3 separate regions of the Homo sapiens genome follow, and regions 2 and 3 are each linked to region 1. Evidence: chromatin loops called from intact Hi-C (ENCODE). Cell type or tissue: GM12878. All regions are shown on one strand.

What was found. Peaks named below come from ENCODE experiments on the same cell type or tissue, not always from the same donor. Only the 100,000 strongest peaks of a DNase experiment are listed, where the experiment ranks them.
Region 2: a loop joins it to region 1, with 2.7 times the contacts of the local background. A loop is called at or near these places in 2 of 110 quality-filtered maps.
Region 3: a loop joins it to region 1, with 3 times the contacts of the local background. A loop is called at or near these places in 9 of 110 quality-filtered maps.

What each region holds. Positions count from the first base shown.
Region 1 is chr1:172,181,648-172,189,647 of GRCh38, reverse strand. All of the region lies in intron 14 of DNM3 (dynamin 3), which reads right to left. Among named protein-coding and RNA genes, the nearest start is that of DNM3OS, 41 kb to the right of the region's middle. In GM12878, no CTCF peak of the experiment used is centred here; DNase peaks (open chromatin) are centred at 4,227 and 7,917; H3K4me3 peaks cover 1,108 bases; H3K27ac peaks cover 2,677 bases.
Region 2 is chr1:172,269,324-172,277,323 of GRCh38, reverse strand. All of the region lies in intron 15 of DNM3 (dynamin 3), which reads right to left. Among named protein-coding and RNA genes, the nearest start is that of DNM3OS, 130 kb to the right of the region's middle. In GM12878, no CTCF peak of the experiment used is centred here; no DNase peak of the experiment used is centred here; H3K4me3 peaks cover 499 bases; H3K27ac peaks cover 1,800 bases.
Region 3 is chr1:172,354,342-172,362,341 of GRCh38, reverse strand. The region is part of intron 17 of DNM3 (dynamin 3); the gene reads right to left. Among named protein-coding and RNA genes, the nearest start is that of C1orf105, 62 kb to the left of the region's middle. RefSeq lists enhancers at 1,342-1,968, 3,449-3,528. In GM12878, no CTCF peak of the experiment used is centred here; DNase peaks (open chromatin) are centred at 3,741 and 6,801; H3K4me3 peaks cover 1,205 bases; H3K27ac peaks cover 7,696 bases.

The DNA of each region.
Region 1 (8,000 bases):
CAAAAATGGGCTAATATAGTCATCTACGTTAGCACCCCAAAAATAAATACATAAATACTTAGATATGCTTCTACTAACATATGAAAAAGATCTATATGAGGAAAATGAAACTCTAGTGAAATAAATCAAAGAAGACCTCAATAAATGGTGGGAAATTCCATGTTCATGAATAGGGAGACTCAATTACATTAACATGTCTATTTTCCTCAACTTGATCTATAGATTAAATGCAATCCCAATTAAAATAATAGCAAGTTATCTTGTAGATATTAACAAACTGCTTGTAAAACTTACATAGAAAAATAAAAGACTCAGAATAGCCAACATAATACTCAAGAAGAAGAATCAGAGACTGACACTACTCAAATTCAAGATTTACCATAAAGCTATAGTAATAAAGAGAGTATGGTATTGGTGAAAAACTAGGCAAACAGATCAACGGAACAACATAAGAGCCCAGAAACAGACCACACAAATCTAGTTAACTGATCTTGGACAAAGGGAAAAAGGCAATTCAATAGAGAAAGGATAGTCTTTTCAACAAAAGATGCTGAAAGAACTATAAGTCTACTCGAAAAAGAACTGCATGTACACAGTGACCTCACACTTTTTACAAAAATTAATTCAAAATGCATCACAGACTTAGACACAAAACACAAAATTATGAAACTCTTACAAAATAACATAGGAGAAAATCTAGGGGAACTTGGGTTTGGTGAAGAGTTTTAAGGTATAACATCAAAATCACAATCCATGAAGAAAAAAATAAGTTGGGCCTCCTTAAATTAAAAAACTTGACAATGCCAAATAGAGATAAACATGCAAAGGAACAGGAACTCATATTCGTTTCTGGAAGGAATGCAAAATGATGCAGCCACCTGTAAAGATAATTTGGTAGTTTCTTACAAAACTAAACGTAGTCTTACCATATGATGCAGCAATTATATATAATCCTAGGTATTCACCCAAATGAATTTAAAACATGTTCACACAAACACATGCATATAAATGTTTAGAGTAGCTTTTTTCATAATTGCCAAAAAACTGCAAACAGCCAAGATGTCCCTCTATGGGTGAATGGGTAAACAAACTGTGGTACAACCAGACAATGGAATATTATTTAGCAATAAAAAGAAACAGTGACAAGAGGGGCAGATTTTTAAAAAAGAAGAAATCTCCACCCTGTGGTCTAGTGGTTAGGAGTTGGTGCTTTCGTCATGACAGCCCAGGTTCAATTCCTGGTTAGAGAGCCAGTCCCATTTGTTGAAAATCCAGGCAAGGTGGTGCAAACCTGGATTCCCAGCTACTCAGGAGGCTGAAGCAGGAAAACCACCTGAGCCTAAGGAAAAGAAATCTGGAGACGTTAGTCTAACTCCTAATAGTTCTGCTACCTGAGATGTCATTTAGCCATCCTGGCCTCAGTTTCATTACTTGTGAAATAGGAGTAATATCAGAATTGCCAAGACAAATTGATGGATTTTCAAAGTGTATAAATACACAAAATAAAGAAACAAAATTTCTGGAAAGCAAATAAATTTGTCAGTTTAATCACATATTACATACATACACACACATACTTTTGGAATTCAAGGCATATTTTTTATTGAGTTTTGTTCTTAGTAGACATATATAGTGGGTTTGGGGTTTATATTAATTGTCTTTACCTTTTCATTGCTTACTTTATACTATTTGAATAAAGTTAAAGGTGACCTAAAGCAAGATTATTTCTCTAAAGCTGCAAATAAAGGAACTGAGAAACCAGGACAAAGAATCATTCCTGATATAAGGAAACAGGAGAAGTGAAGAGCAACAGGATATTCAGAGAAACATGAAATCTCATATGATCTGAATTTTCTTCTGTAGAAAGAAGAAAAATAGGAAAGGAGAAAAAGTGATTTTCTTAACATTTGTAACAATGCAAACCATCTTTGAGGGACAAGATGGAGAAGAACCTTAAAATGAGGAGGCACAAGTGCCACGCAACCCCACCTCCATGCATCTGCTGTCACATATTAAGGACCCCTGAGCACTGAAGACAAACAAAAACAAAAATAAGGCTACTATCCATTCTCAAGAAAATATAGTCTCATTGAATAGATCAGGTCTATACCCAGAAGAATAATTTTTAAAAGTAAAGGATGAACCACGTTTGGAAAGAACAGCACTTACTACCAGGGAGGGAAGAAAAGAAGGGCTCAGGGCAGAGGCAGTGAAGATCTTCACTGTGTAACTGTAATTACCATTCTAAAGAATCTGATGCAAGTATATTATAATGCTAAGATTGTATTAAAATGGGTGTTATTTCTATTCTCCATTTATATATGTATTAAAATATTTTATAGTAAAAATTAATTTACAAATAAACCAAAAGAGAGAAAAATGAATATCATATTGCTGATACAAAGCGTAAGTGGTGTGAAAAATCTGAGAGTGATCACTCTGGACTGCTGGTGGGAAAAGGCAGATGGGACAGACTCTCATGCAAAGAAAAGAGGGAGAAAAGAAAACCTTCCCAAACCTACAAGTGAGCCTTGGAAAAAGTAATGACATAAAGTTGTGAGGTTCCCTCCAGGGAGGTCTTCTGACACTTAAGAGGCAGGCAGAATAAGAAGAGAACAAATCATGTGCAAAGATATTTCCTTTCAACATTAAGGTGACTCGGCCATGGAGAGTAGCTTCTCAGAGAGGACAACCTGGATGGTGAGGTTTTCAGAGCTTAGAGACACAAACCCTCCATAGCTAGGGTTCACAACCCATGATCCATGAACAATCTTCAAGATGGGGGAGTCTTCAGAAATCAATCTGTGAATGTGTGCAATAGCCTAAGGAAAACATCTATAACTCCTACGATGTTCTTAAATGTTTACAGAACTTCAAAAAGTTAAAGAACAACTGGTAGAGATGAAAAATACTTCCAGGCTGGCAAATGATGCTCTCAAAACTTTCTATCACCAATTGATTCTGATTCCTTCAGTGAGAGGGGGCTGACCATCAATAGAGGGTGAGAAGTCCCTTGAAGAAGCAAGAAGTAGCAGCCTTTGTATCAAAAGAGGCAGATGCCTGGATTCTGGACCTCTCAAAAATAACCAAAACTTTGCTCTAAATCCATGTCATCTTCAAAAGGGGGGGACAGCATTGTCCTTCTAAATTATTTCCCCTTTTATATTATATCTCTTCTATATTATTTTACCCACGATTGGTACTACCTTAAGGTGGTCAGGAGAATGGAAACTGCATTTCATCATTACAAAGTTAAAAAAAAAAACAGCAACTGACACAGGGTTAACAACCAAGTCCACATTCCCAAACCCTTGTTCAGCTCTCTAGGTCATGTTGCCTTTCTGGGTTATATCTCCACATTTCTTGGAATTTGTAACCGACGTTTAAATTAACTTTTAAGCACTCTGCACTTTGAGGTAAAGTTGGTTGGTCGTAAGCAAAAATAACTTCAAAGTCTGAAGTCCTCACTCCCTTTTGGTCCCTAAGCACCCAAAAGATGTTCTGTCATCCCCCAAACTCTGGAATGTCTTCCCAGGAAGTGAGTTAAAATCACATTTCTCCTTATTCCCATTTTTATTGTAATTATTGATTAACAATAAATTGGTTTCTTGCTTCTCACATTTTTGCCTTTCTGCCTTGCAAATGAGTTTTATCATGCAGGAGACCAATTATAAAACAATGTAAAATATAACAACTGTTCATAATATGACTGCTTGGAATTAAAAAACAATTTTTATTTGAGGATGGGCCAAATTCGTCAGACAAAAAAGTCAAAATGTGGCTCCTAAGACATTTCTCCAGGCTTATTATGACAGTGGAACTAATCAATAAACCCTTCTATATTATTTTATTCCCAGTTTCAAAACCAGCTATGAAATAAACTTAGTTGACTTAGATTATTCAGCAGTTGTTCTTATCTAGCTATGAAGCAGTGTTTGCAATACATTTACAATAGAACTTCACAAAATGGATAAACAATTACCAAAGTCTAGAAAAATGATTCCTAAGTGCACAAACACATTAAAAATCTTCTGTTTAGGCCAGGTTGCTATATAATTCTGAATAGAGTGTGACCTTGCTTCCCTCAGAGGCTCTTTGGAATTTGGCTCTGATTTCAGCCTTTCCTCTGCCAAGCATATAGAATGAATTAGGTGAAGCTCTGTTACAAATGCACCCCACCCACAATGGTTTCCAATAGAGAGCTAAATGTTTTAAAACCACAGTTCAACTTAAATGTAAAAATGGTTCTGCTTTCAAAATTGAGTTTCACTTCCCTTTGTCTTGTGCTCACCCCTTTTTCTCTGCATTCCAATTCTACTCCCCAGTGAGAGAATAAAATTGGAACAAATGTAAACAGGAAACCTAAAGTAAACAGTCTAAATGCATATTTCTAGTCTTTAATTTCAGGTATTCACACACTGAAGGGGCCTCTTTCAATCTCACTGCCGATGCAAATAAAGGAGGCATTAGGAGCTTCCCTCAATTCCATCTTAGCTTTAGTACCCAGAGTCCGTCAAAGACCACTGAGGCAAAGAGCAAAACCTACTTATCTTCAGGACCCAGCATGAACACTGAGTGAGAGGAGCTGCCCCTATGTGTTGACTAAGTTTCCAGCCTCCCTTTTTTTTTCCAAATCACTTTACTTCTATTCCAGATGTTCGATGCTCTCTTAGTGTTCCAATTCTCAGCTGTTACAAAGACAGCATCTCATGAATTAATTTATTATATGGTATAGGGTGTGCAAAAGAAAGAACATGGGCTTGCTGGCAGACCAACTAGGGGATCAAATCTCAGCTACACAGTTCATTCCCTTAAGAGGGTGACAGGAAAGCGATGAACTTCTCTAATATTTGGATTCTACATTTGTAAAACCCCAAACCCAAGTCTGCAATGAGAATGCACATATCAAGTCCATGGGTCAGATTCCGTACTTAATAAACTCTAAGATGATTTTTCCTCCTTTCCCATTCCTGGGCTTACACATCCCAGAAGTATTTGTCTTTTAAAGTAGACAATATGAAGAGAGCAACATTCAACAGAAACAATGAATTTCTTAAAAAGGCAAGTTAGGCCCTGAGCACCTAGCCTGGGGACATATTCTGGGATATTACCATACCCTCCAGATTGTGCTGCTCATTACTGTGTTGAGGGTCATTGTTTAGAAGGGAGGATAAAATTTCTCAATTTCTAAAAAAAATTAATTTCAAATTCCTACTTTTCAATCACCAACTCCCAACTGCAGAAAAACTGCTGTGTCTCTGCAGATGGGTTTTATTTTATGTAGTGGGTATGTCTTACAAGAACTGTGCAATTTAAATGGTGGTCAATGTAATGATATTTTCCATGTTTATTTTGTGATAATTTTCTTTGCTTGTTTAACAGTTCAGGTTGTCTGATGCTATATTCAGACTACATATCTAAATTCTCCATCAGTGTGTCTGGGATTGTTTGAGTTCTTAGTAGGTTTTAACATCATTTAATGAGAAGATTTAGAAAACATTGCAACAATAAACCTAATGAACTTCACAACTTGTGAGGTGAGCAGGATAGGGATCCTCACGCTACTTTGCAGAAATAAAATTGAGATAAAGCAACTAATCCAAGGTCAAGCTATTACTTGAGTGTAACTGAGCCAAGAACATAGATTTTGCTATTATTGTTATGATTGCTGTTGTTTTGAGTACTAGAATATTAATTTCTATTACACTGCTGATTCTCTAGAAAAAAAAAAAAACTTTGAAGCCAGGTGTATTGGCTCATGCCTGTAATCCCAGCACTTTGGGAGGCTAAGGCAGAAGGAACACTTGAGCCCAGGAGTTCAAAATCAGCCTGGTGAAACCCTGTTTCTACAAAAAAAAAAAAAAAAAAAAAAAAAAAAAATTAGCTGGGCATGGTGGTGCAACCCTGTAGTCCTAGCTACTCAGGAGGCTGAGGTGGGAGCATTGCTTGGGCCCAGGAGGTGGAGGCTGCAGTAAGCCATGATTGCATCACTGCACTCCAGCCTGGGTGACAGGGTGAGACCCTATCACAAAAAATAAAAAAATTTAAAAAAGTTTGAATGTATTTACCAAAATAATTGGCAATAATTTTAAGCAACTAACATGTTTTATCATCTGCCAGACCAAGCACATTCCTTACTTTAAAAACTCCACAATGTTTCAGTGTATTTGGGTTTTGAAACCCAGAATCACTGTATTTTCCTTATACTGGTACACAGATAATTCTTAGTATTTATTTGCCAAGTCTTCACTTATGACATCAAAATTTAATTTGTGTTAAAAAAACTTTGTATAATATAGAATATTTTCAACATCATGATATTATATCCATAAAGTGTGTGAAACCAATATATTGAACTTTCCCAGAAATTATTTGTGTTTGAAACCAAAACTGGCTAAATAAAATATATCTCTATTGGGTAGTATGTGGAGACGATATGGAGAATAACAGGCATGATCTAGAGATGGTGCTGTATGTGCATATCTGTATTAATACTGAAACCAGTGATCTTCTCATCCCCTTTCCCTCTCTATGGCCATCACTTCCCACTAAACTTTTGGCGTCTGGGACAGGACAGTGCCTTTCTGTACCTAGCTCCCTTTAGTTAAAAAGTTGCCTTTTTACCAGTTCTTGGTAAAGGAACTAAGAAATTTTTTTTGATAGAAACTATACTCAGTTGTCATGATTATTAAAATTGGACTTTAAATAATTACCTGCACAATTGGAATGATACTACATTATCAATACTTACTCTCAAAATAAAGTGCTGATACTATTCTCATATTGAAGTCACCAATTGCAGGAAAACTGACGATTGGGGTCCTTAAGCCTTCCTGCAATGGTATAAAAGATTGGGTATTCAACTTTTTCTACTTTTGTTTTCTCTCTTTGAATAAAAACAGAAACACAATCTTAGGACTCTGTGCCTAATGAGGCCCAGAATTTGAATTTTCAGGCAGTCTCTGAGGACAATGCAGATAGAGGGAGGGGCATGCAGAGCAGAAGGCCTCTCTATGCTCCACTTTAGTGAGTACCTCTGAGCAGGTTCATTGCAATTCATTTCATCTTTATTTTTGTCCTTAAACAGAGTAGGAGAAAAGCAAGTCTGTGGAGAACATTTTATTGAAATGAGTTGGATTTATTGCTGGACTTGGTTATCTTGTTTTTGAGGAAATATTTGCATTTGAGGGAAAAAGTGTGTTTTATTACTTCATCTCTAGTACCATTTAAGGTATGTAATGATGGTTAGACATCAACCTGCAAAATATTTCTTCAGAGCACCCTGTCCTCTAGCTTCTCATATCCCAGTGATGCCAGATCCTAAATTAATTTCATGCACACAAACTCAACATTATTATCTCCATTTTTATGCTTTATCTAGTGAGTTAAGCATCTTAGAGAAATCGTTTTTTTGTTTGTTTGTTTCCCCTAACTGATCTTGGACAGACTGTTAAAAAAAAAAAAACTATAAAATGTTGTCACATTTTTTTCCTCTTGACCAGACTTCACGTCCCAGCTTGATGACCTTCACACTACAATAATGTTGCCTATTTCTAATAGTAAAAAGTTCCAGTTCGTTATAACCAAAAACTCAAAGAAATCGACTATCAGTCTTGAAACCCCTTACATATTATCTTTAAATAGAGTTCATAAAGTTGTGGCAACACCCACCAAAAACAGACATGAGGCAGATTGATTCATCAGCACCTAATGAGTTAATTAAGAAACAAAAATACAAGAACACACAGAATTATGGCCAGCCTGGCCTTGCTTATTCAGTTTTAGTCAGAGACCACAACTTCTTTCAAATAACCCCAGTTTATTTTCAAAAAAAAAAAAAAAAACCCTGTCTTCAGACAGGATATGGGGGAGGAGTTAAGTGGTGATGTTTTACACATGCACATCTGGATACAGTCCAATTATTTCCCTTAAACATTCCCCCAGTTGTTTTCATTTTGCTCCATGCTTTGGCATTCATAAATTTGTGAGATTAATTGTGT
Region 2 (8,000 bases), 88 kb before region 1:
CTTTTCACTACCCAAGTGAGCCTGATCTGCAAAATATGAGTTTTTGCAAAGTATTTCTGATTACTTATACAAACGTTAAGGCTGGTTAGAGTCCTAGAAATCTAGAAAATTAGGATCATGAGAAATCTCATTTGTTATACTATATCATTAACAGAAATATCCATCTCTTTCCAATACACTACTAGAGTCATGAATGCAGAGGACAAGGACCATTTTTGTACCCATTAGCTCCTACCTCAGAGCCTAATACATAACAGATGCTCAATAAAGCACTTATAGGTTGAATAATTTCTACCCTTAATCTTTCTCAGAGACAGTTTTCTAGCCACATATTTTTTTAAAGAAAACATAATGAACTTTTTTTGAATTCCACCATGATTCAGATTTTTGTCAATGGCTATTTGAAAGCTTAAATATGTACTTATTCATTCATTATTGTCACAAATACTTAACTTTCCAAACAACTCATAGAGTTGTAAGGCATGCTTTCCTCTCAAAGGAACTATCTTGCCTTTTGTCTAACTTATAATTCTCATACTCTTTATTGTAATTGACATCAGCTTATCGAATATGGAAGTGAGGTTCCCCATTTAGGATTCTGGGGATACTCTAACTCATAAGAAGAATCTCAGAAGCAGGTTGAAGGTATCAATAATAAACAGTGGTATCACACTCAAGACTGGTTTATAATTAACAAGAACACTCACTCAATAAGGCCAGCTGGAACATAGTCCTATACACACACACACACACACACACACACACATTAAGATTTTTTTTCTGTGATTATTACAAGCTAATTTGTGTTACAGGATTTAAAAGAATTATAACACAATTTACACATAAATCTTCCTAAACATAATTTAAAATCTAATCCTTAATAATGCATTTCAAACTTCTTCCTGTTTAGAGAATATTAGCAAAATAAGTTATCGGAAAAAGTTATGAGGAAATGGTAGTGCAGAAAATAGTCAAGTGAGTATATACTATAGGGGTCACCTAAGCCAAATTCCCCCATCAGGCAGGACTCTCTTCTATGACATCATTCACAGGTAGGATTTACCATTTGTTTCTTTTTGCCCAGACAGTCCCAGTTTATTGCCAAGTGCTGTCCCACACTAATTATTAATACTGTCCCCTTTTACTCTCAAGAGTGATGATAAATTAGGACACCCTACCAATAAGTTGTTATCTAGCTTCTGCTAAAGTGCTCTGGAAATGGGGGGAGGCTTGCTAACTCACAAGTTGCCCATTCTATTTTTAAAAAGCTATACTAAAAATATATACTATATATGTAATACATAAAATCTTAAGAGTATTAAAAACCTCTTCCTGATGATATGCTGATATCTTTTTCTGAGCCACTTTTACACATTACTAATTCAGTCCTCTGGAAAGACAACGCAGAATGCGAGTCCTTCAGTTCCATAAGGCAACTTTCATGCCTTCCTTAATTTTTGACAAGTTAAACATAAAACACTTCAGTAAGGAAATACTCTTCAAGGAGAAATTTCAAGGCAATAAAAATTATCTTTTAATAATAGATGATGTTACGGAACTATATTTCAGATGTTTTCATGGGAGCCAGGTTCTCCAAAGGAGTAGCAGCACCTGACAGTGTGCTTTCTCAGAACTTCTGGCTTGAGTACACTATGTGTGTTTCCATGGGCTGGAAACAAATATTTGTTTTCCAAGAGTGTCAGACCAGTTGAGCCATGTGAAAGAAAAAATTAATAATCATCTCTGGTGGGGAGAGGCAACAGAAGTTAGCAGGTAAGGTGGTTTTGAAAAGAGCAAGAAGGTTGAAATGTCAACAACTGTATCTTTCTCAAGTTTTTTTTTCTTCATTTATGATTCAGGTATTTGAAAGAAGGCACTATAAAGAAGCAGACATGCAGCATGCCAAAAAATCCAAATATTTTCCAGATTGTAGAAGAAAATTAGATTATGTTGAAAATAATTAATGATAAAATAACTTTAGTGACAAATATTGAGCCTGCATGTTCTTGTTCTGTATGTTCTATCATCTGTATATTCACACAGATGATAGCCTCTGTGTTAGAGGTATAGTTAATGGAAATTTGATCTATCCAATAATTTAATAAGTATCTGGACCATGTGTTCTAATCTATGAGATATAAGTGATATACACTTTGAATGGTTCTACCTGATGAGCCCACACTACCATAACTAATTCTACTTGTGCATCTAGCAACAGCTACACAGATGGCAAGTCATAGTTGTCTAGGAATAATTAACCTTGACTAGACAGTGCATGTGGCAAATTCAACCTTACATTTGTGATGGCCAATAACAGAGCATTGCTTCAGGTCCCAGAACTGCTTGTTTACTAGTGTATAATGACAAAAATACAGAAACAAAGAGTAAGCAGTTGGAAGCCCTTGTAGCAATTTGACACTGCTATGACATCCAAGCCCTGATCAGTGGACTAGTCTGTCTTGTTCAAGTGTTTAGACCAGTTTGAGTGCTGCTGAACTCATAAGGTGAGTCTCATGCCATGCAAGTTGCAAACTGCTCAGGCGTGCAATAGGACCTTGCATTGATCTGCAAGTAATTGAAAATTAAAAAAAAAAAAAAAACCTTCACTAGAGAAGGTTTAAAAACCAGTGTTTCAGGGAAATTCTCGGTTTTAAATTTCTCACCATTTTGATCCAAGATGAAGGATATTAAGCAAATAACCCTTGGCATACATAGCATTTAGTAAAAAAAATCCAACAGCTCAATATTTCTTGGCTTTCATCACTTCTCAGATCTATCACAGTGGAGGGGAAGGAAGGAAAGGTATGCATGATATCTTTACCCCAGACTAGAAAAGTGGCTCTCTCATTTGAGACTGAAGCCCTGTTCCTTTCCCTCTGGGGCAGAATTAAAGAGCAAGGGATATGCTTATGTTGTTGGTGATAAGGCTGTCCTCTTTAGTCACTTCTTCATTTCCACACATCCTTCTCAAACATCAACACATTTCTAGCATCTTCATCCCCTTTCAATCCTGAGCTAGTTGATGATTTCTCTCCCTGACACCATCTGCCCTGCATCATCACTCAGCAAAGAGCAATGGTAGTTAAAGGGAGTAAACAAATGCTCTGGAAATTCCATCACTGTTTCGGTTTTTATATTGGGGTTGAGTAGGAGGGGACTGAGTGACATGGCTTTCGATGCTAAGATAAATCTATCAATTTAGCTGACATGAGTTTGACTTTTCAGAGGTATTCTGTCTTTACCATCTGCTTTACGACAGTGTGTAGGGGACTTGAAAAATCAAATTTGGCAATCAATGTAATATTGATTCTTCACAAGTAAGAGAAACATCCAACAGACTTACTTATGCAATAAGCACACCCCCCATTGCATGAAAATACAGCTTAAGCTGATGTGACACCACTGAATCATTATATCACGTATTGCATAACTGCCATTTCACAATAGTCCTCAAAGTATTATCTGGGGACTACTGGGGTACACAGGACTCTTTCAGGAGTCCCCAAGATCCTTTCAGATGTTTCTCCAGATCAAAACCATTGTCATAATACTAGTTTGCTTTTTTCACTTTCATTCTGTTATGAATATACAGAGAAGTTTATCAAAAAGGGACATGATGTGATGATGTTATTACCTGGCAATTAATGGAAAGTAAAGTTGTGTACTAGAAATTTGAAAGAGAGTATGTGCATTTTCTGAGATTAACTCATTTGTTCTCAGTGCTTCTACCACACCCTTAATAATTATTTTTGTTTATGCTTGCTATAATCTTTGTTAACCTCATTATCATCCAATACATTGTGATTTTGAAATCCTAAAGTTTCCCTTGGGCCTATGTACAGACACAACAAGAAGTAAGTATATCTTTTTGTCTTGTTTTGCAATGCTTTAATTTACAAAACTTGTAGTTTTAAAATTTTTATCTAAAATGTATTATTTTAGGATTTAGTAGTTCTAAAATAAAAGAAAATGTATTTTCCTTATGTTTAAGGATGGCTCATTGGCTTAAAAAAGGGAGATTTGAAGAGAAACTTTCTCAACCCTAGCTGCAACAGCTACATCTAAAGATATTGAAGAAGATAAGACTGACATGTCAGAGTTAGTGCTCTGACTCCTAGAAGGAAGGCATCTAATGCAAAGAAACAGGACAAAACTATAAATAACAAAAAATTAAAACTACAAATAAAGCTTTCTCTTATTTTTTAACATATGTATATAATTTACCTATTGTCTTTTGCAATTGAACACTTGAATAGCATTTTAATGCCACTTAAGTTACAGCCTCATTTTGAGATGAATCATTGAACATTTAAAGAAAAAAGAATAAAATATTTTAGACATAGGTATGTTCTTTGTAAGCCCAATATTGTTTGTTAGGGCTTTTCAAACTAGAAGTGAAAAAGTCCTTGAAGCATTTTATAGGATAAATCATTGTGCTGCATTAGCTGGAGAAGTGCACACTAGCTGAGAGTCTAAAAGCTTTTGTACAGTTGGCATTGCTGAATGTCTACTGGATAACAGAAGTCAAGAAAAAGAAATGACTATAATTTTAAAATGACAGAGTTAATTTGTCTAATTAAATATTTAGTTGCTGCCATGAAACATGAGTTTAGAACTCTAATCTGCAGAATTATACTTTTGCCCTAAAATGGACAAGTCTAAAGAATGACACTTGTTTTGATTCTATTTGTCTGGTATCAGTACTAACTAATCCTCAAAGATATTCATTTAAATGAATTCTTATCAATGAACACAAGTATTACTGAAATAGCCAAAGTGTAGAATCACTTTAATTTCATGGTTTATGGAGCAACAAATATATTAACATTGCACTGATGGTGCAAAGGCAAGGGTGGGTGCCCTAGCATAAACCAAGGCAACATCACAATGAGGTACTGACTGATGGTCATTGTAGCCTTCACTGCTATGTCATCACAGTTTTAAAAAAAGCAAGTTTCACTTAAGGATATCCTGATGAAGCAGTTAAAAATATTAATTCTATTATATCCAAAGATTAAATTTTAATTTAGATTCATATATTCTAGATAATAATTATGTATTAATTATAAGTGAATATTTTCTAGAGATTAAATTTTAATATTCCATGTCACAAAATAAGAAGTACACACAAGCACTTCTGCTGTATCCTGAAGTGCTTGTCTCAAGCAAAGCAGTTGTAAGGTGAAGCAGATGCTGTTTTTCATGGGATTCCGTTTTTACTTGAAAAACTGGCTAACAATCTATCGTTACTAAAACTTCAGTTTTTGGCAGATATTTTCTCAAAAATAAACAAAATAAGCCTGTCATTTAAAGGAAAACAACTGACACTATTTGTGGCCAATGATAAATTTTTGTGTTAGAGTTTTGGAAAACTCATATCTATCACCATGGGCGTCATTGACACCTTCCCTTTTTCTGATAAGATTGGTGGATATTAATGAATGTGATTTTTAAGCATTGTAGAATGAAATGTATAAACATTTGGAAGATCTGTGTAAATCAGTGAACCAATGTTTTCCAAATGACAAATGTATGATGTTACAAAATCATTCATAAGTAAAAGATCCATTTAAAGTGCATGATAGACCAATGAATCAGTGTAGCAGAATATAGAAAGCTCATTGATATGATTTCAGATCCCTCATTGCAATTAACTTTTAAGAAACAATTACTTGTCGAGTTTTGGTGGAATATCAAAGAAGAAGATCCACAATTTTAAAAGGCTATTAAAATACTCTTCCATTTTCTACACATCTGTGTGAGGCCAGGTTTTCATCATTGATTTCAACCAAAACAACATATTGTAACAGATTGAAAGCAGAAGCAGATATGGGTATCCAGCTGTCTTCTGTTAAACTACACATTAAGAAGATTTGCAAAACTGTAAAAAAAAGCCACTCTTTTCAATAATTTTTAAAGTAAAACATATAATTTATGTTAACATAAAATGGGTTTATTAGGGTTAGTTTTAAATAAATGAATATTTTTAAAACCTCATTTTTAATTTCTAACAATAAATATAATTGGTGGTGTGCTGATAAAAGCTTATCAACAGACTTTCTAGAAAAAGGAGAAGCTATGATTTTAGCATTTGCTAGTTTTCTGGTATAAATACTCTCACTATGGCCAGTTTCAAACAACAATGTGAAGTCAACCAACTCACAATATTCCTGATATAATCCACACACAGTCCACATAAACAAAAGCTCTTTGTGGTCTTCAACAATTTTTAAGAGTGAAAAGGAGTCCTCCTTAGTACAGTGATGATAGAGCAACTTATTTATTTTCTGAAGCAAAATCATTTTATAATATTAAAAAGAGTTTAGGCTAATATCTGGTAGTATAACACATATCACTCATACTCTTACCTATAAAAGATTTCAGTGAGGTGTGGATTTAACACACACTGAGAGCAAAGGCAGTTACTTGTTTGAATAGTCAAAACTACTCTCTGCAACTGCATTTTTTGAAACTGTTCCTTTATACCCACAGTACTTTTTTTTTTCAGATTCTAAGAAATAAACACAGGCAGTTTCAAAATTAGAAAAAGAAAGAAAGGAGAAAAACTCGCTACAGTTAGACGTTGCAAATATTTTCTTCATGAAACTATGCATCTGCTCAGAGTTAGCTGCAGAGTGTGACTAACATTTTCTACCAAGGCTTGTACCATGTCGGTTCCCTTTGCTGAGGCTGTGTGTTAATTAAAATTAATTACACATGCCAGTAAATAGTTTCCCTTTGAATGCAGCAAGTTGAAGCAGAATAATATAATTTATGTGTAAGGAATATAATTCAAACCTTCACAGTATTTTTTTTCAGCAGGTATAGGTACTAAAGACATTCTTTATGGGTAAGTTGGTGTCACCATAAGTCAACTAAAGAAAACTGAAAATATATTAGACATGCAATGTTAAGTCACACAAAGATTCTTATTTGTAAATTGTTATTTTTAAAAGACAGGTTTATTATTAATATCTTGAGTGCATGATTGAAGTAGCTCAATTATCTTCATTTAGCATTATAGTTACAAGTGCTGTTTGGCTTAAAGGCTTTTTTTTTTTTTTCAAATTCAAGAACTCCTAGGCAAGGTGTTATTACTTTAGTAATGTCAGGATAGTATATGGTAACACTGCTAATAATAGAAAACACTTATGGCTGCCAGAGATGCCATTATTCAACTCTAACTGAATTGAAACAGCAATAGACTTGAAGAATAATCCTCTTTGGACTTTTTATGTTTATTCTACTATTTGACGTAAGTTTTTTTCTTACTATATTCTACATGTTATTGCTAAAAACCTGATTATTCCAATAGTCAATAAAACATGCCCTTAGTTTCCTTTATTTTTGTTCTTGGGAGGCCTCTAAGACGGCCAAAGAGATATTGGTATTTAAACATTTCCTTCAGGCTGGGCCCAGCTAGGGATATTTTCGCAATCCTGCTTATTCATTTCTGAAGAGCTCTGCTCCCTAGGTTGCTGACTGAAATACCTGAACACTTGCTGTCTCACTACTGGCTTCAGCCTGGGGGCCCCACGCTATCACAAATTCACAAAATCACCACCACACTGGCTAAAAGGAAGCTGCAGCACACAACTCACTTTAATTCCATCCTTAACATAAGTAACCAAAATATAAACTTATTCTTTGAAATAAAAGCCTGAAACAAGACAGATAATATCTTGAATCCAGTTCTTCAGAGTGACTAATAGCTTTCAAAAAGAAAAGCTAGTTTTTTTAACAAAGCCTAGCAATCATTTGTATCAATCTCTTTTAAGGTAGAATAGTGATCTATCAGTTCTCTTACAGCTTACCACTACAGTGTCTCATTTAAAGCATGTCTCTTAGAATTGATCATATTTTTTCTGTAGCATGTTTACAACTAGCGATTGGGTCCCCTATCATTAATGAATAGCAGCTGGGGTTGTTCTATGGTTTCCAAATGGAGGCACACTTCTGTCCCAAGCTGCAGTGTTTGTCTGACGAGGGTAGTGGGGAAA
Region 3 (8,000 bases), 170 kb before region 1:
TTATTCAAGACCTGGCCCAAATGATCCCTCTTTCCTAGACACTCATAGCTTATTAAACATTTCTTATCGTTAAGGCTTTATATTCTTTTCATGTATTATTGTTAATTGCTTTCTAATAGGTCTTCTCCCCTGTATTTTAATGTATTACACACAGTTGGTACTCAATCATATTTAATAAGTGAAAGTGGAATTTTTCTTTTTAACAATTTAAAGGAAGAATAAGAAGAGAATGGTGGAAGAATGCTCAGCTGAGGTAAAGATAAAGGTATTGGGCAGCTTCTTCTGGTTGGCTTCTGTATTCTCTTAAGAGGTGACATTCTTGCCTACAGGAAAAGTGAGGGACAGATGTGATGGAAGATCATTTTTGGAGCAGGTGATTGGCTAGTCAACAAAGAGGTGAGTGAAAGGAGGGCAGGGTCTTATAAGTGTTGGGTATTTGCAATGGTCCAGATTTTGCAGCAAGTTTTCTTTTACTAAGCGTTCACGGTTGGAAGGACAGAAAAAGCATAAAGACCTAGCACTGATGACTTGTGTAGAAAGCTTCACCATAATCACTAATAAACATTTAACATAGAGAGGTGGCTATTGCAGAATGATGTCACAGACAACACTGAGATGCCAAACAGGGAGCTCAGGGTAAGGAGAGAACCTAACACTACTTGTCAGGTCAAGACTCTCAACTTGGCTGCTGGGAGAATTACCTGGGATGGCTTTAAAGACTATTGATACCTGGGCTCCACCCTCAAATATTATGATTTAATTGGTCTGGGGTGAAGCCAGGAGCATTTGCATTTTTTAAGTACTCCAGTTTGAGAACCCTGCAGTAAAGAGATATAAGTCTGGGAAAAGCAGGGGAGTTAAGTGATTGAAGGTTCTACTGAGGATAGAGTACAGGATGAAATAAAAATGCTATTTATGGTCTCAGGCCTGAAAATTCCCAGGAAAAAGAAGTGTCTGACTTAGCGTAAAAGAAAGTATCTATGTTTTAACATTCAAATGTGATCTCAGCTAGTTTCTACTAGACAGACATCACCATTCCCTGACCGTCATAATTGGCACTAAGGTAGGCAAATGGTTGAACGGGAAAGGAGAAGTTACGAAGCTTTCTTCTAGTCTCTACTTTAAAAAGAAAGTTGCCCCTCCCACATAAGCCTTACTGGTTCTTTCTGAGACCCAGTGAAACGAGAACAAGTGCAGAAGGGACACAGGATGCTCAGGAAATCCCATAGTGGGCCAGACCCAAGGTCAGCCACCCCAATAAGTCTCAAGAGTCATCCTGTGCGGGAGCTCAAAGCTGTTCTCTGACTTCTGTTGTAAAAGTCAGGTATAGCCCCAGTTTTCTTAGTAGCCATTTGTGGCTCTCATTCATAAATCTGGCTAAAAGATTTCTGAATTCATTTACATTTCCTGCCAGTCCCACCTTTTGGGACTAATGAGTTCCACAAGTTTATAACCTGCTATGTGAAGTAGATTTCCTTTCATTTGCCCTAAACTTACTGCACTCTGTTTTAAAGAGTGCCTTCCTTGTCCTAAGAAGAAAATGTAAACAGAATTATAAGATGAGGACAGATTGGCTAAAGTAAGCAGGGCAGAAAAAGAGCAAAGGTGTTACAAGCAACCGCAGACTACCTTAAATCCATAGTGTAGTTTTAAAAGGCAAACATGGCTGGAATGCATGATCCAGAGGGGAGCTGGGTGTGTTACACAACAATAGCTCCATTGTTCTTAGCACTTGTTAGACCCTTGCAGGGGCTCTGCATTTTGCCTGAGGCTCTACTGCTCAAATGAAAGGGAGAGCTTGAATATTTAGCAGATATTAAGAAAACGGATTAAAATACTGGAAGTAAAAGTAAACAAATTTGGATGTCTCAGGGTATACAAGAGAAAGTTATTCTATATAAAAATAGTAGGATACTATCTATAAAGTGAAAAATAGTTGTTTTACATTTGAATTAAAGCACAAAGAGGAGTCAAAATGCATCAGATGATGATTTAGCTTTGCTATAAGAAGGAACTTCCTGACACCTATTATTATATGTAAGACCAAGTGGAGATAGAAAACTTTGCATTTTATTTTGTTTTGAATGTTCATAATTCCAAATTGATTTGGGGTTCATCTTACCTTTGTACATCCCTCAGTGGATTATAAAGATAGCTAAATGAGTTATTTACCCAGAGGGATATGGTAATATTGAATTAGGCATCTTACAAAATAAATTTGTGATGAAAATACTAATATGTACACTTTTAAAAATTATAAGGAAACAACTAATTTTTTTAAAAAAATCAATTTTAGTGTGCTAAAGTAGACTAAATAGTAGACTAAACTATCTGTTGCATTTTTTTCCTCCAAGGTCATAGTATACAGTTGATTATAGGAAAGTCTTGTGTTTTAATGGAAAATAGGGCAAAGGTTATGTGCAACAGGAATCCAGTCATGTGGAGCTTGCAGAACGCAGGTTAGGCTCATAAAACTGCTCATTAAAATGCTGTGTTCTGAAGCAAAAGCAAATAAATGAGCTCAGGGAAAAGAGCCGCAGAAAATTGTCTAGAAATATTTCCATGAAAGACTGTGAAAATAGTCCTTCCCAGTCATAAGAAACGTGCAGATATTGCTTATACAAATAGCCCACACTTAAAAGACTTTTAAATACCTTCCCTGAAATGCTGGTTTTGACCTTCTGCCAAGAGCTACTTAAGGTTTTTTTTTTTTTATTTTTCTGAATAGACTGTATGATGAGTAAAAAATAAAAAGGCATATACACCAGAAGCTTTTAAAACAACATGAGAAGAACAGTTTGGTTATTACTCCCTACTCCAAATTGTAGTTTAAACTTAGCAAGTTCACAAGTTCTACAATGGTTTTAAATGCCAATCTCAAATTAAAGAAATTAAGACAAAAAAAATCTTCAAGATTTATAGGGCTCCCTGATTCTCTACATTTTACTATCTTACAGTAGAGAAAACATAGATTGAGGAATCTAAAAAAAAAGTAATAGTTATGGCTTGCTGGCAAAATAATGAACAGCAAGAAGATTTCTAAGAAGACAGCCCCAAAGCAATTCAGACAGACCATGCTTACACAACGGCTGGCTGGTCTATGCGGCCTCAAGCCAAAAACAACAGCCAGCAGCTCCCATCACTTAGAAAGGAAACTGCACTACTTGATGCTGATTAAATGTGTGTGTGTGTGTGTGTGTGTGTGTGTGTGTGTGTTTTGTGGGAGTTGTTCAGATGCCCATCTGATTTTCAGTATAAATTCAGTGATGCCCCAGGCCCCGTCTGAGCCACCAGAGGGGCAACCAGGTGAAATCTCACCATGCTAAGTGATTAACCAGAGTGAAGCCAGCTCACAGAAAACAGACTGCTCCAGAAAGAAGCACAAGTAATGAGTCATGTGGTCTGAAATCATACCGACTACTCTGTCTGTGGCTTTTTTTTCCTTGCACCATTTCCACAGTGTGTTAGAATCAGGAAGGGAGACCCGGAAAGGAGTCAAATATGAGCATGGAAATTTTATGTGCTTTTTATTATCTTAAGTAAAAAGAATTACCAGTGGCAACATTCCCTTTATACTTCTACAACTTATTTTATCTCAAGAAAAGCAGTCTGGAGCTGGCTTGTGAGAAGCAATGAATCAAACTGAGAGAGACTCCTTCTAAAAGCCAGGCTGGATCACAGCAGGCTTCTGGCCAACATTTACTCTGCTGTTTCAGTCAGGTTTCACTGCTGTTGTTGCTGTTTCATTCTGGTGGGGGAGGGAGCTGACTGAGAGTCTTGTAGAGATTTGGCTAAAATAAAAATAGAGCTATTTTACAAAGCTAAACCAACTCACATCCTGTGAGATAGCCTAGATGTTTGATAAACCACATCTTGGCAACAACAGCTCATCTCTGAGTTAGCTGTAAAAAGGGATTTTCCTAATTCATCCAGCTCTAAACAAAATAACCCGCTCTTCTTTCTTCCCACTGGTGTTTGACATACCTTATTCAGGAATAATTATTTCTTTTACTTTAGTAGATTTTAAAAGCTAGCATTGTTCTTTCCATAGTGGTCATTTACATTTTTACCTACGCACACACACATATACACACGCGCACATTCTTGCACAAGTTAGCAAGATTTAAAGCCTCTCATTTTTTATTCTTGAAGTCCCGAAAGGGAAACTGCTATTCATGTGCCAAAGAACACAGCCATTCATTATTATTTTTTCTTTATTTCTCTCTGTATACCCTCCCAATAGGATTAAAAGCGGTCTGGGATGTAGGGTATGAAGGCAGAAGAAGGAGAGGAGTGGGAGGTAGGAAAAGATGGCATTTTAATAGCCTCTACCACACTGATTCAGCACAGTAGGAACCTTGTGCTTCAGACTCAAACTGTTTCCTTCCTGTTCAGCATTGCACTTGGCCCACTTTTCCTGAAGCCATGCATTGATGTCTGTGGACAGAACTGGAGGTAACATATAAATGGCCTTTCTTAGAATATGGGAGGATGGAGAGGTCTAAGGAAGCTATCATTAACACTATCTTTGATTTGTAAAATAATTTTCATCTTGAAATAATTTGTCTTATTAAAAGGTTGAAAATTAATACAAAGAATTCCTGTACATCCTTCACCCAGATTCTTCGAATGTTAGTATCTTACAAAACTACACAACAATGATCAAGATAAGGAAATTGACATTGTAATACTATGACCCAGGATCTAATCCTCAATCATGTATTACATTTAGTTATGCCTCTTTAGTCTCCTTTAATTTGGAGCAATACCTCAGTCTTTTTTCATCTTTTATGACCCTAATAATTTTGTACAGTATTGACCAGTTATTTTGTACAGTGTCCTTCAATTTGATGTTTCCTCGTTATTAATTTCAGGTTGTGCATTTTTAGCAAAAACACGCCACATAAATGGTGTGTCTTTCTCAGTGCATTACATCAGGAGACATGTGATGTCGATCTGTCTCATTACTAGTGATGTTAACTTTGATCATTTGGTTAAGATGGTGTCTTCCAGGTTTCTCCACTGTAAAGTTTCTATTTTTTCTCCTTTGAAATTAATAAGTATCTTGCGGGTGATATTTGAGGCTATGTGAATATCCTGTTTCTCATCATACTTTTACCTACTCATTTTAACATCCATTGATGATTCTTAAGAGAAACTATTACTGTGATGTTTTGCAAATGGTGATTTTTAAATTTTGATCTTCTCTTCTAAATTAATTAATTATGAGGAACAGCTTTCCCTTCTCCTTCATATAATTACTCATTCAACTGTTTATTTATGTAAGTATGGATTCTTATTTTATTCTATGGATTATAATCCATTACTGTCATTATTTTATTTCTGAAATTGTCCCAGATTTAGTCATTGGGAGCCTCCTGTAATTTGCCTCTTGTATCTTTTTCACATATATCCCCATAAGGTTTTGAGCACTTCCTTACTTTCTAGCATCATGAGACATTCCAGGCTCATCTTGTACTTTCTCTGCCCCAGTCCTGGAATTTCTCCAAGGATCCTTGGCTCCATTTATTGAGAGATAGTATAAAGTAACCTTATCTTTTTCTGTGAGTCACAGTGAGTACATAACTCTCCTAGTGGTAAAAAGTCACCAGCATGTGGGTGGAGAGAAACAAAGGTCCTGTACTTCCAGTGTTGTGGGGGTACAGTTTTCATAACCATAAACTTTAATATAATAATGTCTTTCCCAGCTCAGCCTAAATTGGAAATCCTTGCTTAGGTAATGACCTGGAATCATAATAGAATGTGCAAGATCAACACAATTAAAAAAAAAATTCTGAGGAGTCTATGGCTCTTTCATTACAAATTTAAAACCCCGTCAAATTTTCAGTATGTTTAGCAAAGTGTAACTTGGATTAAAATAAGTAAATCTTATATAACAATGTTTACTGTTTTTTCCTGATTGTTTTATAAGTCAAAAATGAACAAAATATGGTTAAAACTTCTACATGGCAATGTAATTAAATTAAGTGCTGTTTAGTATTTGTGAGAAAATAAAACTGTTCAGATGGCTTTTAATCACCATACATTACTATTATTCTTGTTGTTTTAATATTGGCTTAGATTTACCTAAATGTTTACCCACTTCTTTGTCCATGTTCCTTCTGGATCATTTTCCTTCTTCCTAAAGTACATTTTTTCGTTTCGTTCCTTTTATCTTTGATGGCAAACTGTTTTTGCTGCCTGAAAGTGTCTTTATTAGGCCTCACTTTAAAATAATCCTTTAACTAGGTATTCAGCTGTAGCTTGGCAGTGTTTCCCTCTGTACTTTGAAGATGATTCCATTATTTCTGGTTTCCACTTTTGCTCTTAAGAAGTCTGAACTGTTGTTCTTTAGTAGTTGATATATTTTTTCTCTGGATGCTTTTATGGTTATCTCTTTGGCTTTGGTGCTCTGCAATTTCATTATAATGTATGTCTGGATGTTATCTGTGGTCTTCCTAGATCTTAGAATTCATGACTTTCATCAGTTCTGGAAACATTTTAGTCATTCTCCTATTCTCCTCTAGAATGATGATTAAACATATATTAGATCTTCACAGCCTGTCCTTCGTGTCCTATATACATTCCTATCTTTCCATCTTTCTGTGTTACATTCTAGGTAATTTATTCAGTTATATATCCAATCGTGTATAGGAGCTGGTTTATACCAGCTCATGAGAACCAACTGTACACGTCTCTTTCCAGTTCACTACGTCACATTGGTAGCTTAAAATTGACTACCAATGGTGGGAGCATTCACACCATGGAAATTAGCAAATGCTACAGAACAGGGCTTTCCCCCATCCTGGACAGCTACTTATTAAACATCTATCAGCACACCACTGTGTAGAACCTATTTTATGTAGTCTCTCTCCAGCTGTTTAATCTATTCATAAAATTTTAATTTCAATAACTGCACTTCATTTTTCAAGTTCTATTTGGCTATTTTAAAAATATGACTTGTCTTTAGAAAGTGTTCCTTTCTCAAATTTGTCATTTGCTCTTTTATTTCTTTAAATTTTTTAAATATAGTCCAAAATCTTTCCTACTGTTTGTTATTCTCTTGACTTACTCATGATGGCTTTGTGTGTGTGTGTGTGTCCTTTTAAATGTTGGATTGTGTATTCAAGTTTAGCTGGGCTTCTATTAGATCTGATTTGAGGGTGTGTTGCTCCAGAGAGTATTTATGTTTCTACAGGCTCCCAGAACTGCTTCCAACTTTGGTCCACTTTAATTTCTCAGCTTTGGTTCTGCTTGCGCATGTAAGTGATACATATTTGAATCTCAAATTACAGAATGAGGAACCTATACAAATGGATTCTCAAAGACTTTTCTCTCCTTCCATTCACAGTGCAAGCCGAGACAAATAACTTTCCTCATTTTCTCCTTTTAACGGCAAGCGGATTTTTCTTGATTCACCATTTTCACTGAAGGTGTAGCTTTTTAAGTGTCCTGGCTTACTGTAGGGGTCTTGGTTCCAATTCCCCAATTTTTTCGGGCTGAAGTATTTTCTCCTATCTCCATATGTCTAAGTACATCCAAAGCTCTTGTGTGCAGTGATAGCAAATGCCCCAAGGACAGCTGTGGCTTCACCATAGGCCCTCTGCTTTCCAGCTCCCTTTTTATTTTCTTACCCAGGAATTTCTCATCCTCCTGTGTGCTCAGTCAGGAATTTAAAAGAGCAATTGTCACATTGTCCTTAATATTCCTAGATATTTTGAAGTCAAGATAGCCAGTCTAAAAAAAACCACTAGAAATCAAACTCTACATGTCTTTGTGGACTTATTACAGGTTAGAATAATAAAGATTTGAGATTTCTCATTGTGATAGAAGCAGGAGGAAGATAAGGGGGAAAGTCCCCAGAGAATCTCCCACCAGCCTGAGCACTGAGAGGACAGGGTGCAGCCTTGGGAAGTTGGTGCTATTTGCAGTGGGGAGGAGCCTGGCCTCTCCTATTTCTGTGTGATAAACCAGGATTCAATCTGTGAAATGGGGGCCTG